Regions from separate parts of the Homo sapiens genome. Here region 1 is linked to region 2. The links are chromatin contacts, found by Hi-C or POLR2A ChIA-PET in ENCODE. All regions are on one chromosome and are shown on one strand. Each heading gives the region's core, a stretch centred on a gene start or an enhancer-like site at or near the end of the contact. The rest is flanking DNA. Distances are from core to core; before and after follow the strand shown. Region 1 overlaps VSTM4 (V-set and transmembrane domain containing 4). Region 2 holds the start of TMEM273 (transmembrane protein 273).

Region 1 (6,983 bases), core at 1,039-3,538, 110 kb after region 2:
TGGACTCAGGAAAGTACTGACCATGGCTGATAGTAAATGTCTGTTGGTTGTAGAAAGTTAAGTCAACAGAGAAACATTTTTGCTAAGTTCAAATAAATGCCTGTGGCATTTTTCTTCAAAGATGGTTAGAATAATGCTTTTGGCTTCCCTTTTCACTTTCTGAGCAGCTTGGCATTGTATTGATCAGACTAATGATAACGTTGATTATTAGAGTTTAAGAAATGTAAGTATATGTAGCTGGGCACTGAGTCTCATGCCTGTAATTTTAGCTACTCAGGAGGCTGAGGCGGAAAGGTCTCCTGAGCCCAGGAGTTCAAGGCTGCAGTGAGCTGTGATTTTATCACTGCACTCCAGCCTGGGTGACGGAGTGAGACCTTATCTCTAAAAGAGATGTATGTACATGAACATGGTTTAACTGTTCAACTTAGACAACTTTTTATTTTGAGATTATTGTAGATTAATATCCATTTCTGGCCAGGCACAGTGGCTCATGCCTGTAATCCCAGCACTTTGGGAGGTGGAGGTGGGGGGATCACCTGAAGTCAGGAGTTCAAGACCAACCTGGCCAACATGGTGAAACCCTGTCTCTACCAAAAATACAAAAATTAGCTGGGTGTGGCGGCGTGGACCTGTAGCCCCAGCTACTCAGGAGGCTGAGGTTGGAGAAATGCTTGAACCTGAGAGGAGAAGGTTGCAGTGAGCCAAGATTATGCCACTGCGCTCCAGCCTGGGCCACAGGGCAAGAAAGAAAAAATCAATTTCTAAAAAATCATACACAGAGATCCCTTGTACCAGTTTGTTTCCTTTACCTAATGTCTCCCAATGATAGCATTTTGCAAAACCATAAAACAATATCACAAACAGGATATTAACATCCATACAGTCAAGATACAGAATATTTCTGTCATTATAAGTGGCCCTTGTAGCCAAACCCATTTTCTTCTCACCACCACCCCCTTCTTAACTGCTGGCAACCACTCATCTGTTCTCTATTTCTATAATTTTGTCATATCAAGAATGTTACATTGATGAAGAATGTCATATCAAGAATGTAACCTTTTGGGATTTTTTTTTTTTTTTCACTCAGCGTACTTCTCTGGAGATTCATCCAGGTTGGTGTGTGTGTCGATAGTTTGTTCTTTTTATTTCTGAGGATGCTGTGGTGTGGATGTACCACACTTTGTTTAACTATTCACTTGCTGAAGGATATCCGGTCTGTTTCCAGTTTTTGGCTACCCAACATACATGTACAGTTTTCCATGTGAACTTAAGCTGTCATTTTTCTGGGACAAATGCAAGGAATGCAATTTCTGGGCTGAATGGTTGTTACAGGTGTCTCCTTTGAGAAACTGTAAAGCTCTATTCTAGAGTGGCTGAGCCTCTTTACATTCCCACCAGCCACGTCTGAGTGACCCAGTTTATCTGTATCCTTGCCAGCATTTGGGGATGTCACTATTTTTTATTTTAGCCACCCTGAAAGGCATGAGGGATATTTTACTGTAGTTGCATTTTGCATTTCTCTAACAGCGATAGAAGTCAAACATTTTCTCATGGGATTGTTTGCCACCTGTACATTCTCTTTAGTGAAATGTCTGTATTTTTTTTTTTTTCATTTCTCCAACAGGATTGTGTGGTTTTTGCTGTTGAGTTTTTAGAGTTCTTTAGAGTCTGGATAGTAGTCCTTTGTTGGATATGTGGTTTACAAATATTTTCTCCCAGTCTGTTTGACTTTTTATCCTCTTTATATGTTTGTTTACAGAACATCAGTTTTTAATTTTGGTAAAGTCAAGTATAGTATGTCAAGTTTTACTAATATAGACGGTGCCTCTTGTGTCAAGTCTAAGAACTCTGTCTATTCTTAGATCCCAAAGATTTTTCTTGTGGGTTTTTTCTGAAGTCTTCTAGCTTACATTTTACATTTAGGTTTGTGGTTCATTTTGAGTTAATTTTTGAATAAAAGGTGAGGTTTATTTTAGTTTTATTTTCTGCCAGTGGAAGTCCCATTGACCCAGCACCATTGATTGAAGAAACTGTCCTTCCGCCGTTGAATTACTTTTGCACTTTTGTCAAAAATCAACTGAGCATGCCTGTGTGGGTCTATTTCTGGGCTCTCTGTTCTGTTTCATTGATCTGTGTCTGTCCTTGCACCAATACCACACTGCCTTGTTGACTGTAGCACTGGGATTTCAAATATTCCAATTCTGATTGTTCTCTTGCCAGCGCACTTCTGCTGCGGCCCCCAGAAGGCTGACTCACGTGTCTGTCCTTGCCTTTCAGATCTCTATGTGTATGCTGTCCTCGTGTGCTGCGTGGGGATCCTCAGCATTCTGCTCTTCATGCTGGTCATCGTCTGGCAGTCTGTGTTTAACAAGCGGAAATCCAGAGGTAAGAAAACAGATAAGGTCATGTCTGGGATGGGAGCACACCCCGACCACAGACGGGCGGAAGATGCTAGACAAAGTACCACCTTGGTGGAAAAGTGCATTGTGAGTCAGGGATTATTTACCTGTGACTGTGGGCAAAGTGAGCAAGCTGTGTTTCCCTTGGACTCTGCTAAAATACACTGTGGCCATCATTGACATCACTGAATTTCCCCTTTCTCGGTTTCTGAGGCCCCTTCCTGCTGTCAATCTCCCTGAAGAGTCTGTGGCATCAGATGAGCCTAGGGTTGGATTTTGACTCTGCAGTTTGAGGCTGAGGTTTTGGGCAAGTTCCCGAGCCATTCTGAACATGGGTTTCCTCATTTATGAAAGGAGATTGACACCCTCTTCCCTCAGTGGAATGTTCTTATGAGCGTTCACTGGCAGGCAGGTGGCACTTGGGAAGTCTCCCCAGTTCTTTCCCTGACCAGTCTGAGAGTTCCCTTCCGTCTCCTTTCACTTTGGTGTCCCTGTTTCTCTGCACTCTGCCTTCAGCCCCTTCCTGCCTTCCTCTCAGGAAAGTGTAGTTCTCATGACTCTCATATCTCTATGAACACTGCCTGATTTCTCGAGAGTCTCTGCTTCTCCCCGAGCCCCGATTTCACTTGCCCAGCAGCTCCTGTTGGAGGTCTCCTTTGAGAGCCTCTCCCTGCATCCTGCTTCAGAATCTCCAAAACAGCTTGGGGACACTGTGGCTCCCAGAGATGACCAGGGTAAGAGCCGAGCTCTGGAAATGGACCGACTCCGGTTCCAGTGGCTCCCTTACTTACAGGCTGACAACCTCCTTCTGTGCCTGCTTTCCTCATCTGCGACATGGAGGAGGCAGGAGTGCACCAGTCTCAGGCTCATAGTGAGGACTAAGTTACCAAAAGAAAGATGCTAAAACCTGTAACACAGGCTCCAGCGAATGTCCTGCTTTTATGTTGACATATGGCTCTAATTATACACAATAATTGTCACTGTTAGCTCAAGGTCATAGAGCTTGGAAATATTAGATTCAGTGGTCACAGTTTGAGGGGCCACTCCAACAGTGACTCTGTGCAGCATTAATGCAGGGGTGTGGGCAAGCCTAAGGGACAATGAGGGAGGTGACACATCCAATGACAAGTACCCATGGGATGCTGTTTCCATCCTAGACCTTAAGGGACAAGGAGAGGGGAGGTTCCTGGAATGCACCATGCGTTAGCTGCAGCTTTGGGAGAGGTGTCACCATCAGGGGTCTGCAGAGAGGGACTCAGCTCCTGACAAACCAGGAGGCAGCTGGGAGGGAGCCAGGATGGTACACTCCTCAGGCCCTCTCCCCTCCCCACTTTGGATCTCCTGCTGCTATTGCCCTTGGTGCCACCCACCAGAAGCCAGGGGGTCAGGAACAGGAAGGTGCCTCCAGGGCTGAGCAGGCTGGACAAAGGTGGACGGGGATCCAGAGGGCAGTGGAGAACTCCAGCATGCTCCACAATCGGCAATGGGGCAGAGGCTGTAGCATGGGTGTCTTTCCTCTGGAGCCTGTGCTCTCCCACCAGCCTCTGCCTGTGTCTCTATGCTGTCCTTCAAAGCCAGCTCCAGGGCCTTCCCCTGCAATACCCACCTCCCTCATCAGTGGCAATGCAGCTTTTTCCTGTTCTCAACCCCTGAATACTCTTGTGAGCTTGTGGCACATTGCACTTGTGCCTTGGCATGGGCCTTCCTTCAAGAGGACAGTGTGAGAGGCAGGGACCACACATTCAATTCATTCTCCTTGGAATGTGGCTCAGGACAGATGCTCAGCACATGGTGGACAAATGGGTTTATTTCCCACCTGCCTTACACCCAACTGTTGGAGTGTGGAAGCCACATAGGCAGTTTCCAAGCTGGGTATGCTCTGAAGGCACTTTTGCCTGGGCTCAGGGGCATGATCGAGAGTCTGCACTGGCTGCAGGCCCTGCTAGGCCCTAGACAGGATCAGGGAAACAAAGAAGGGCCAAGAAGGGCAGACTGGGACATGTGCAAGCACCTGGCATCCTCCTCCAGGCCTCACAGAGAGGCTTCAGAGAATGGGGATCCCAGCTGCCTCATCCCCACTGGAGTGGGCCTCAGATGGTCCCATTTGCACCTGTGCACAGTGCCTGAAAACCCTCCCCAAACCACAGCTGTCCAGAGCGTTGTCTGAGCACCCGCTGTGGGCCAGGCACCTCATATGGCCCCTCCATGTGCTTATGTGACCCTGGATGAGAGCGACAATGCTCTTACCTGACAGCACAGCTGAGGAGCTTGAGAAGGCCCTGAAACCAGGGAGCGGTAGGGTGAAGTTGAGCCCCAGCCTCTCAACTGCTGGAGTGTGGAAGCAACATAGGCAGTTTCCAAGCTGGGTTCCCAAGCCTCTCATGTTTCTATTCAAGAAAACCTTGGCTATCGGGGGCTGACCTTGCCAAGGGAATTTTTCTTTAGCCCTCCATGGCAGTTGTTGCTGAGGCTCTTCCAAGACAGCTCTAGCCAGTACCTGCATCTCCTAGTAGTTTGGTTTTGGTTGAGTGCAACTCCCATTGGCAGGGCAGGTCTTGCCCCATGCACCTCCAGGAGCCAGGCATCTTTCAACTCACTGTGGGGCCAAGGATGGAGGACCGTGCATGATGGGCCTAGGTAGTCTCCTTCAGCTGGGCCCAGGAGTCTTAGAGCAGCCCTCCCCAAAACTTCAGGAGCAGACCGTTCACGTGGGAACCTGCTCAAATGCAGATTCTGATTCAGGATGTCTGGGGCAGGCCTGCAATCCTACATTTCCAGCCAGCTCTGCTGCTGGTGTGAGGCCATGCTTGGAGTAGCAAGGCCTTAGAGCTGTTCTTCTTACCTCTATCCCATCAAGCATCCTGCTTTTACAACAAGTATTTTGGAATGATCTCTACTATTTTAAAATGAAATTCATAGATGAGCTATACTATGTGTACCCCCTCAAATCAACTTAATGCTTTATAATTAAAGGAAAAATCAGAGGAAAGCAATTTATAGCACACTGAGACAAATTCTAGTATTACACCTCTTCTTTGAATCAGTGTGAATTTCAGAGAAGATAATAATCCTTTATATTTGACGCTTGAAATAAACGCTAGATAAGCACCTGTTTGTATATGCGAAGACTCAACATGCAGGGGACAAGGATCAGCATAGACAGACACAGATGGGCTGTAATATCCAGGAGAGGCACTGCCCATGGTGATGGGATTCCTAACATCCCAACTGTTGGTAGGGTTTTTAATGAAAGAAAACACTCTTCAGCCAATTTGCACACCCTTTAAACATTCATTGTGCATTAGCATGGAGAAAATACACACCTTGTGTTTCCACATAAATTGGACTTAGCTTCCAGGCTCTCATGAATGGGTTTCCTCTTTTCTGCATGAATGTCAAGAGGGTTACTCAAAGTCTATAGGAGAAATCTTCATTTGTGGACTTTCCTATATATCACAGATGTCAAGCTTCCCTGCCATGGCCTATCAATGGTCAAGGATTGTCCCCAATCAGTGCTATAATCAGAACATCCCCTGAGCGTTCCAAGTTGTCCTGTGGTTGGGGGAAGGGCAGGATTGTTCCCCCTGGAAACCATGGGCTTTGAGCTGATTATTCCCAGGTCCATTGAATTGGAGGAAACAAGGCCTCTGGGACCCCCTGAGACAGGCTCAACAAGGGAGTCATGGTGCAAATGGAACACTGTCTGTGAGTGATTCTGCTTCTGCCATGCTCTGTCTGGGGTGTAAGTGGTCACATCAAGCCCCTGTGTCCTAGCTGAGAAGGTGGGGATATGCAGAGCAGTGGCAAATTGCCCAGATATTGCTCAGGACCCATACCCCACTTCCTCTGAATCTAAGCCCTGTACCTTCCACTGCAGGGCCATAGCAGAAGCCGTCCTCCCAGAGCCTTGGCACCACTGCAAGGGGTTTTGAGGGTGTTCCCTCCCCTAGATGGTGCCCAAGAAGGTTGCTCAGGCTCAGGTGGTGTTCCAGAAGCAGATTGGCAGGTAGATTTGCTGGTAGATCTGCATGGATCTGTAGATCCATGAGGCCTGGACTGTTCCTAACTTTTTTTCTCTATGAAATTTAATAACAAAAATGATATGATAGGACAGAAAGGATATGATAAATATGGCCTTGTTTTAAGGTGGTCAAGACTTCCTTCCTGGCTTTGAAGGTATAACTAAGAATAGTTGCCTTTCCTGTCAACACACACGGGTAATCCCAAAATGTTCAAGGTATCTCTTGCTGAGTAACAAATCACCCAGGAAGTAGTGGCTTAACACAACATTTATTTGTTCAAGATTCTGCACTGGGCTGGGTGCAACTGGGTGGTTCTTCTGGCAGTGTCACCTGGAGTCATCTGTGTGTCTTCAGCCACCTGAAGTTGACCAGGACTGGAGATCCAAGGTAGTGCCACTCTCAGCCCTGGGGCCTGCCTCTGAGACAAATAGGACAGCAGGGCTGGTGATATTTCTCTCCCTGTGGTGTCACCAGCAAGGTAGCCATACCCCCCAACTTGCTCCAGGCTCCAAGGACATGCCTAGACTGGACGCTGGCACTGTGTCACTCTCCCACATTCTAT
Region 2 (6,838 bases), core at 1,224-3,723:
TAGATGACCTGGAAAATATTCCTGCCAGGTGGGCTGGAGGCTAGGCCGGCTGAGCATGAGATAAGAAAGTGAAACGACTTCTTTTTTTTTTTTTTTTTTGAGACAGAGTTTCACTCTTGTCGCCCAGGCTGGAGTGCAGTGGCGCAATCTCGGCTCACTGCAACCTCTGCCTCCCGGGTTCAGGCGATTCTCCTGCCTCAGCCTCCCAAATAGATGGGGTGAATTGAATTCTTCATTCAACAAACACCGCTAGGAGCCTGCACTGTGTCAGGTGCTAGGCCAGGTGCCCTGGGCCCTGCCCTCACAAGCTCCTGGGCCAGTGTGAGCCAGTGCCAGGAGCAGCCTCACGGTCAGAACTGGGCGTTCATTACAGGGGTACAGGGTGGGGCATCCGCTCTTCTGGGTGCATTGTGCCACGCCAACAAGACACACACCATCTTGCCAAGGTGCCGTGGCTGGGTGCCAGGGCATCTCGTGAGATTCTAGTTTACGGGGCGTTTTGAGCCTCTGCCTGTCTAAGCAGGGAGCAGACTGCATTTTCCAGACTCGGAGGCTACGGCAGAGTGAAAGCAGAAGTAGCTGCAGATGCTTCCCCTCCTGGGAGTATGTAGGACAGGTCGAGCTCCCAAGGATGTTTGGAGAGGTGTTTGGGAGCAGAAGTTCATGCTGGTGTTTAGGTTGACTCATCCCATGCGAAAGTATTTTGAAATCAGTTGCCGACATTTGAAACTTATTGATTTCATATAAAAACAGAACTGCCTGGTGTGGCTGGAAGCCCTGGGCCTGGCCTGAATGTAGCTCCACCGTCCCCAGCCACTGTCTACAGATTGTCAGGTCTGCACTGGCATTTTCTTTCAATACACTTAGAGGAAAGTGAAATATTTTTCTTACACATGTTCCCATGAACTGGGGCAAAATTAAGAAAACTCCACATATTCCAGGAGAAATAAGAGAGTATGTTTCTTGGTGCAGGTAGAAACTGATCTTAATTTCATCAAATGAATAAAGTGTGGACAGATGGAACTTGAAGGCACCCAGATGAAGCCAATTGCTTCTCTCATGACCAGCCTTCTCCTCTCATGTCCATTATTTATGTGAAACTCAGAAGGAGCCACAGCAGCCATGCAGAAGAACCCAGGGGGCATCTGTGGCACCAGGGCAATCGGACTGCCTCTGGCTGGACCTTGGCAGGGGATGGTACCTGTACACAGAGGGCACATGCAGCCTGAGGGGCATAGGCTGCCAGCCAAAGGCCTGGGTTTCGAGTCCAGCTCTCACATTTACTGCTGCGTGGACTTGGACAGGTTGCATGCTAAGATGGCATTGGGCTCAGTAGCAAGTGCTCACGGTGTTGGCTGCTACCGTTAGGGATTTGACTGAGGGAGCCCAAGAATGAAAAGAGCTCGATTTCTGCCAGCTCAGTTGGGTGGGGGACTCAAGACTTGTCATTAAGTTGATTTATATTTTAAAAAGTGACATTTCCTGCACATTTGGGTTTTTGGCTGAACATCTAAGCATTGTGACAACGTGCAGGTATAAAGGAGTACAGGAGCATAAGGCCTTCAGCCTGCTGGCTGAGCCTGTGTGACTACCAAAGTTCCTCCAGGCTAAGGACCTGGACATGGGGCCTGTAAACTTGGATGGGAAAAAAATTACATCTCTGTTCTCTAACCTCTAAGGAACACTTAGCATCTTCTTCTAATAGTAGTGTGGCAAACGAACCACAGAAACATTACCACCCAGTAACTTTATTTCTGGTAGGAATCACAGGTCTTTCCATCCACATTCCAGCTGTTACAGGTATCTCTCAATATCGATTCCATTTATCACCATGTCGAGATGGTGGTAGCTGTTTCATCTGCTGCCAGATCTTGCTATTTACTGTGTGGATAAATAAGCATGTATATTTCTACTTCACAAGTTTAACAAAATATTTTGATAACTGTGTGTTAATACTACTGATTTCTACTATGATCCTTATCTATTTTAGTTTGGGGATTTAAAAATCTTATTCTGAGAAGAGAGTGATAGGCATTCCTAGACTCAGAGGCTCCCATGGCACAAAAACAGTGACCGAGCTGGACTATTGGCTGGAGGGGCATTTCCTATTTCTGCTCCAAGGCAGAGGCTACTGCAAGGGCTGGACTGCAGGGCAGACCGGCTTTGCCCACATTCCTCTCTGAGACTTACTAGCATGGGTCATTAGGCAAGAAACCGCACCTTACCGAGCTTTGTTCCCACACTCTGTGGGGAAGATTATAGGAGAGAACACTGGGTATAATACCCCAGCATGTACAATGGGTCTAATCACAGCCAGCTTCTGGTGGAGTCCAGAATGACAGGGGCTTCCTTCAGCCCTGTCTTCAGAGAGGCTGAGAGGAACTGAACAGCCTCCTGGCTGTGACAGTGGTTTCCTTCCCCATCAGTCACGTGGGTCTTGTCCTGTCCCCAGAGCCTTGGGTCACATGGCTCATTGTGCCTGCGCTGCCAGCAGCCAGGAGCCAGGAGCCAAGAGCAGAGCGCCAGCATGAACTTGGGGGTCAGCATGCTGAGGATCCTCTTCCTCCTGGGTAAGTGGGGACTGCGGGGGTCTCTGGCCCGGGGGAGCCTCAGTGGGCAGGAAACTGGGGGAGCCTTAGCCCACTGGGGCTTGATCCCTAAAACATAACTCTGTCCCTTTACACAGATGATGTTTCTCACTTTGATCTGGTAGTGAGCAATGATCTTGTTTGTCTCATTCCAGCTGCAACTTACAAATGCTTCTGGGCTAAAGGAGAATAGGAAGGGTCATGGCAGAAGGAGCTTCGGGCTTGGGATCTAGAAACATCTGGGTGTAAACTGTGGCTCCATTGCTGATAAACTAGAATAAGCTTCTGAAACTCCCTAACTTTCTGAACCAATGAGATGGGAGATAATCATGTTTACTTTTTGGGATTTCAAGAGAGTTAAGTTAAATTTAATTAAGTCAAATCAAAATACTGACATAGAATGAGAACATGTAGGCATGTAGATACTGGTATACATTTAATGTTGAATCAGAATTCTCATGCAGTGAAGCAGACTCTTTGCTACTCAGAGGTATCTTTGTTTTTAAAAATTATCTTTAATGCATTCCTTGAAAGAAGGAAGAAAGGAGAGAGGCAAAGACTAAAACAAAGTAGGGCCAAATGGAGGAGAGAAATATAAAGTCAGAGAAGTAGACAGAGAGGAAGAAACTCAAAGAGAGAGAGAGAGAGACAGACAGAGACATAGAGAGATGGTTAGAAATATGCATAGATGGAGACAGAGATGGAGAGAGACACATGCCTTTACGAAGTCCCCTCTGATATCAACTGTTGTTTCCTAAAAAGGCAGCATACGTCCCTCATATATACAAAGACGTTCCTTCCCAGAACTTGCACTGGGCCGAGACTCAATGGGAAGCAGTCTGTCTCCAGATTAAATCTTGTGTCTCCAGACCAATAGGTTGTATCCTGAATGCGGGCAAAGTTAGTGCTGTGGGCAGGTTTCCATCTAAAGTCTGCACTAAGCAGGGGAGAGCAAAGACTTTGGCCTTGGGAGTCAGCATGTCAGACAGACAGCCAGCCACATCATCCATCAGTTTACACATGGAAACGGGCCGTTGGCAGTGACTGTGAAGGGATGTCAGGCACCAGCAAGCAGCGATTAAGGGTGTGCACGGTGGTTAGATGCAGTGTGCCTGCCCAGAGACGTGGTGGAAGGTAAGAGAAGTTGTAACCCTTATTTCTGCTTTTGACTTACCTAGATAAACAAACTAGTCTGTCCTGGTACAAAAAAAGGAAGTTAAATTTAAGAAATCCAATGAAAAATGTGCAAATTATATAAACAGGCAATTCATTGAAGAATCACAGACAATAAAACTTTAAAATGTCCAGTCTCACAAATAATAAAAGATCTAACACCTCCTCGCATTTTTTAGTGTGTCGATGTGCTGGGTGCTCTGCTGAAGATGTTACATGAGCTCATTTGGTTCCCACAGCAACTCTGTGCAATAGGTGCCACAATTACCTGCATGTTATAGATAAGGTTTTAATCACTGGGCCAAGGCATCACAGCTCGTTTCTGCTTTCATATACTATTGATAGAGGTACACAGTGGTTAGGAGTGGGTATCCAGTACGAGACTCCTTAAATGTTCATCCCTGTTCTGTTGTTTACCAGCCTGGAAAACTTGGACAAAGAATTAATCCTCTCTGTGCCCAGTTTTCTCATCTGTAAGTTGGGGACACCTCACAGGACTATTGGGAAAATGAAATCTGTTACCACATTTAAAGCACTTAGCATGGGATGTGATAAGTGGTGAGCACTCACTATTGGATATGAGGGGACTCATTTATTCACTCTCTCCAGAGGGCAATTTGGCAAAATCTGGGTGTCAATGTAAGCGAAATGTAAGATGTTCATAACCCTTCACCCAGAAATTCCACCTCCAGGAATATAACCTGATGAAATAATATGGTAAAACCCTCCCAAAATATTTCACAGGGTATTATTCAACACTGCCGAAACCACGGTGGGAACCAGAAACAAGAGACTATCAGTAGGAATTTGACTAAGTTAATTATGCTTTAGTATTTCCAACAATATCCAATATATTTAGTTGAAAGACATGCCTTTCTATGAGCTGACACGGATGAAACAGAAGTGATGAAGTGATAGTTACAGGTTAGAGTTCCGTAGTAATATTTTGCATGTGTTTAGTCTCCTTCTTCTTCCTCTTTTTCTTCTTCTTCCTCTTCTTCTTCTTCTTCTTCTTCTTCTTCTTCTTCTTCTTCCTCTTCTTCTTCTTCCTCTTCTTCTTCTTCTTTTTCTTCTTCTTCTTCTTCCTCCTCCTCCTCCTCTTCCTCCTCCTCCTTCTTCTTCTTGAGATGGAATTTTGCTCTTGTTGCCCAGGCTGGAGTGCAATGGCGCGATCTCGGCTCACCGCAACCTCCACCTCCTGGGTTCAAGCAATTCACCTGCCTCAGCCTCCCGAGTAGCTGGGATTACAGGCACATGCCCCCGCACCTGGCTAATTTTGTATTTTTAGTAGAGATGCGGCTTCTCCATGTTGGCCAAGCTGGTCTTGAACTCCTGACCTCAGGTGTTCCGCCCACCTCGGCCTCCAAAAGTGCTGGGATTACAGGCGTGAGCCACCGTGCCCGGCTATCCTTTATCTTCTTAGGAAAAAGAATTATACAGCATCTTAATTTCTCTGTATTGGCATTTTTCATAATGATTGTATATGTTGTTAATTCCAGTAAGTAAATGTTTGTGAACAAAAAGCGAATATGACAGCCTGTTGAAAGCAAATGAAGGAAACGTTGGGCTTCCCCTTTATTGACTGGAGAAAGGGGCCTAGAGCACTGTTTAGTGCAATCTACTGGCAGATGGGGGTCTGTGAGGGTGGGTGACCAGGCCAGTCACCCAGGGTGTATGAGAACTGTACCTCAGGGGACTTGGGGGCTATGGGGGCACTCTCTGTCCAGTCCCTCTGTGGCATCCAGGATCCCAAGTATGACCGGGGGACCCTGGGATGAGAAGCCAGGCCAGTCTTTCCCACACACAGAGTAGGTAGAAAGTTTTTAAAGAAACAGTATTTGAATATTCTTTAAATATTTTCAAACACTGAGATTAATGGAACAGACATTTATGGAGCCAACACTCTGAATTACCAAATGTTAAATTTTTTTCTAGATATATATTTAAAGGTAGGTAGCTAAATCAATGTATCCATCAGAGAAACAGAACATAAGAGGTGGAGTTTGGCTCTCTTCCTCCTCTTGTTTTCCTCCCTCCCCAGAGGGAGAGGCACCCCAGGGTTGGCTGTGCTTCCTTCCTGGGTTACTTTGCAGCTGTTAAAAACTGCAGGAATCCGCCATAGCATACTGAACACGTTGCATTATCTACCCGTTCTGATAATATGGGTCAAATGCATTCATCCCAACTACTCTACAAGTTTCCACAGAAACACTGCCATTTATCTGATTATTTATCCATTCCCATACTGTCAGAATTTAGGTTGTCTCTAACTTGCAGCCTGATGGCTGAGGCTTCGATGAGCCCTCTCGCCCCACCTCCTGGAACCCACCTGCAGCTGGTTTTCTAGCAGACACCCCTGGCAGGGGAAATGTCGTGTCAATTCTCCTTTTGTTGGATATTGCCAAATTGCTCTCCACCAGGGGGTTGTGGCCATATCTGTTCCTTACATACTCAGTAATACTTGATACTGCCCAACTTCTCAATTCTTGACAATTAGAGAGGTATAAAATTTTATCTCAAAGTTTTTATTTTAGTTTGTGTGTTCCTAATCACTACTAGGAATAACTACTTTCTCTGCATTATCAGACAGCCCATTCTCCTTTTCTGTAGATTTCTGATTTTATATACCTTTCTCCCAAGTTGTATTTGATTATTGGTCTTTTATGTAGTATTCTGGATATTAATTATTTGTATGTTTCATGTGTTCCAAATATCTTCTCTCAGTATGTTGCTTATCTTTTATCTTTGTGGCTTCCTTTGTTGTGAGAAGTCTTTCAGCGTGATGTAATCACATTTATTGGTCTTTTCCTTTTTGTGTGCTTGGTTTTTCTGTGTTAAGAAGCATTTTAAAAAGTTATTTTTACTTTAAAGTGGTTGCATTTTTTATGATTAGGTCTTTAATTTATTTGGAATTTATTTTTATTTACGGCCTAAAGAAAGGATCTAATTTTAATGTTTTCTGTATGGGACATCAGTTGTTGCAATATCACCTGTGTAATGATCTTTCCTTTCTTTGCTTTGCAATGATTCTATATTGCAAACATATTCTATGTCTATTCTGTACCCATTTAATATGT

The links. A loop is a pair of places that touch in the nucleus more often than their neighbours do. ChIA-PET counts read pairs that join two places held with the same protein, here RNA polymerase II (POLR2A). Pooled maps may share reads with other maps.
Region 1: a loop to region 2 is called in a pooled map, with 2.5 times the contacts of the local background. The contact joins the enhancer-like site here to the promoter of TMEM273 in region 2. A Hi-C loop is called at or near these places in 1 of 37 single-sample maps with no recorded cell type and 9 of 50 pooled maps. POLR2A ChIA-PET finds 5 or more read pairs at or near these places in 2 of 52 experiments (CD8-positive, alpha-beta memory T cell and activated CD4-positive, alpha-beta memory T cell).

What each region holds. Positions count from the first base shown.
Region 1 is chr10:49,072,621-49,079,603 of GRCh38, reverse strand. VSTM4 (V-set and transmembrane domain containing 4) reads left to right here. Exons shown (of 8, transcript NM_001031746.5): 4 at 2,278-2,385. Among named protein-coding and RNA genes, the nearest start is that of VSTM4, 39 kb to the left of the region's middle. Within about 2 kb of position 2,288, at least 2 of the 41 ENCODE cell types and tissues checked have a DNase peak (open chromatin) inside an H3K27ac peak, as active enhancers do.
Region 2 is chr10:49,184,026-49,190,863 of GRCh38, reverse strand. It overlaps TMEM273 (transmembrane protein 273), which reads left to right and starts at 2,473. Exons shown (of 7, transcript NM_001288740.3): 1 at 2,473-2,570. The coding sequence starts at 2,528. RefSeq lists enhancers at 1-24, 485-644.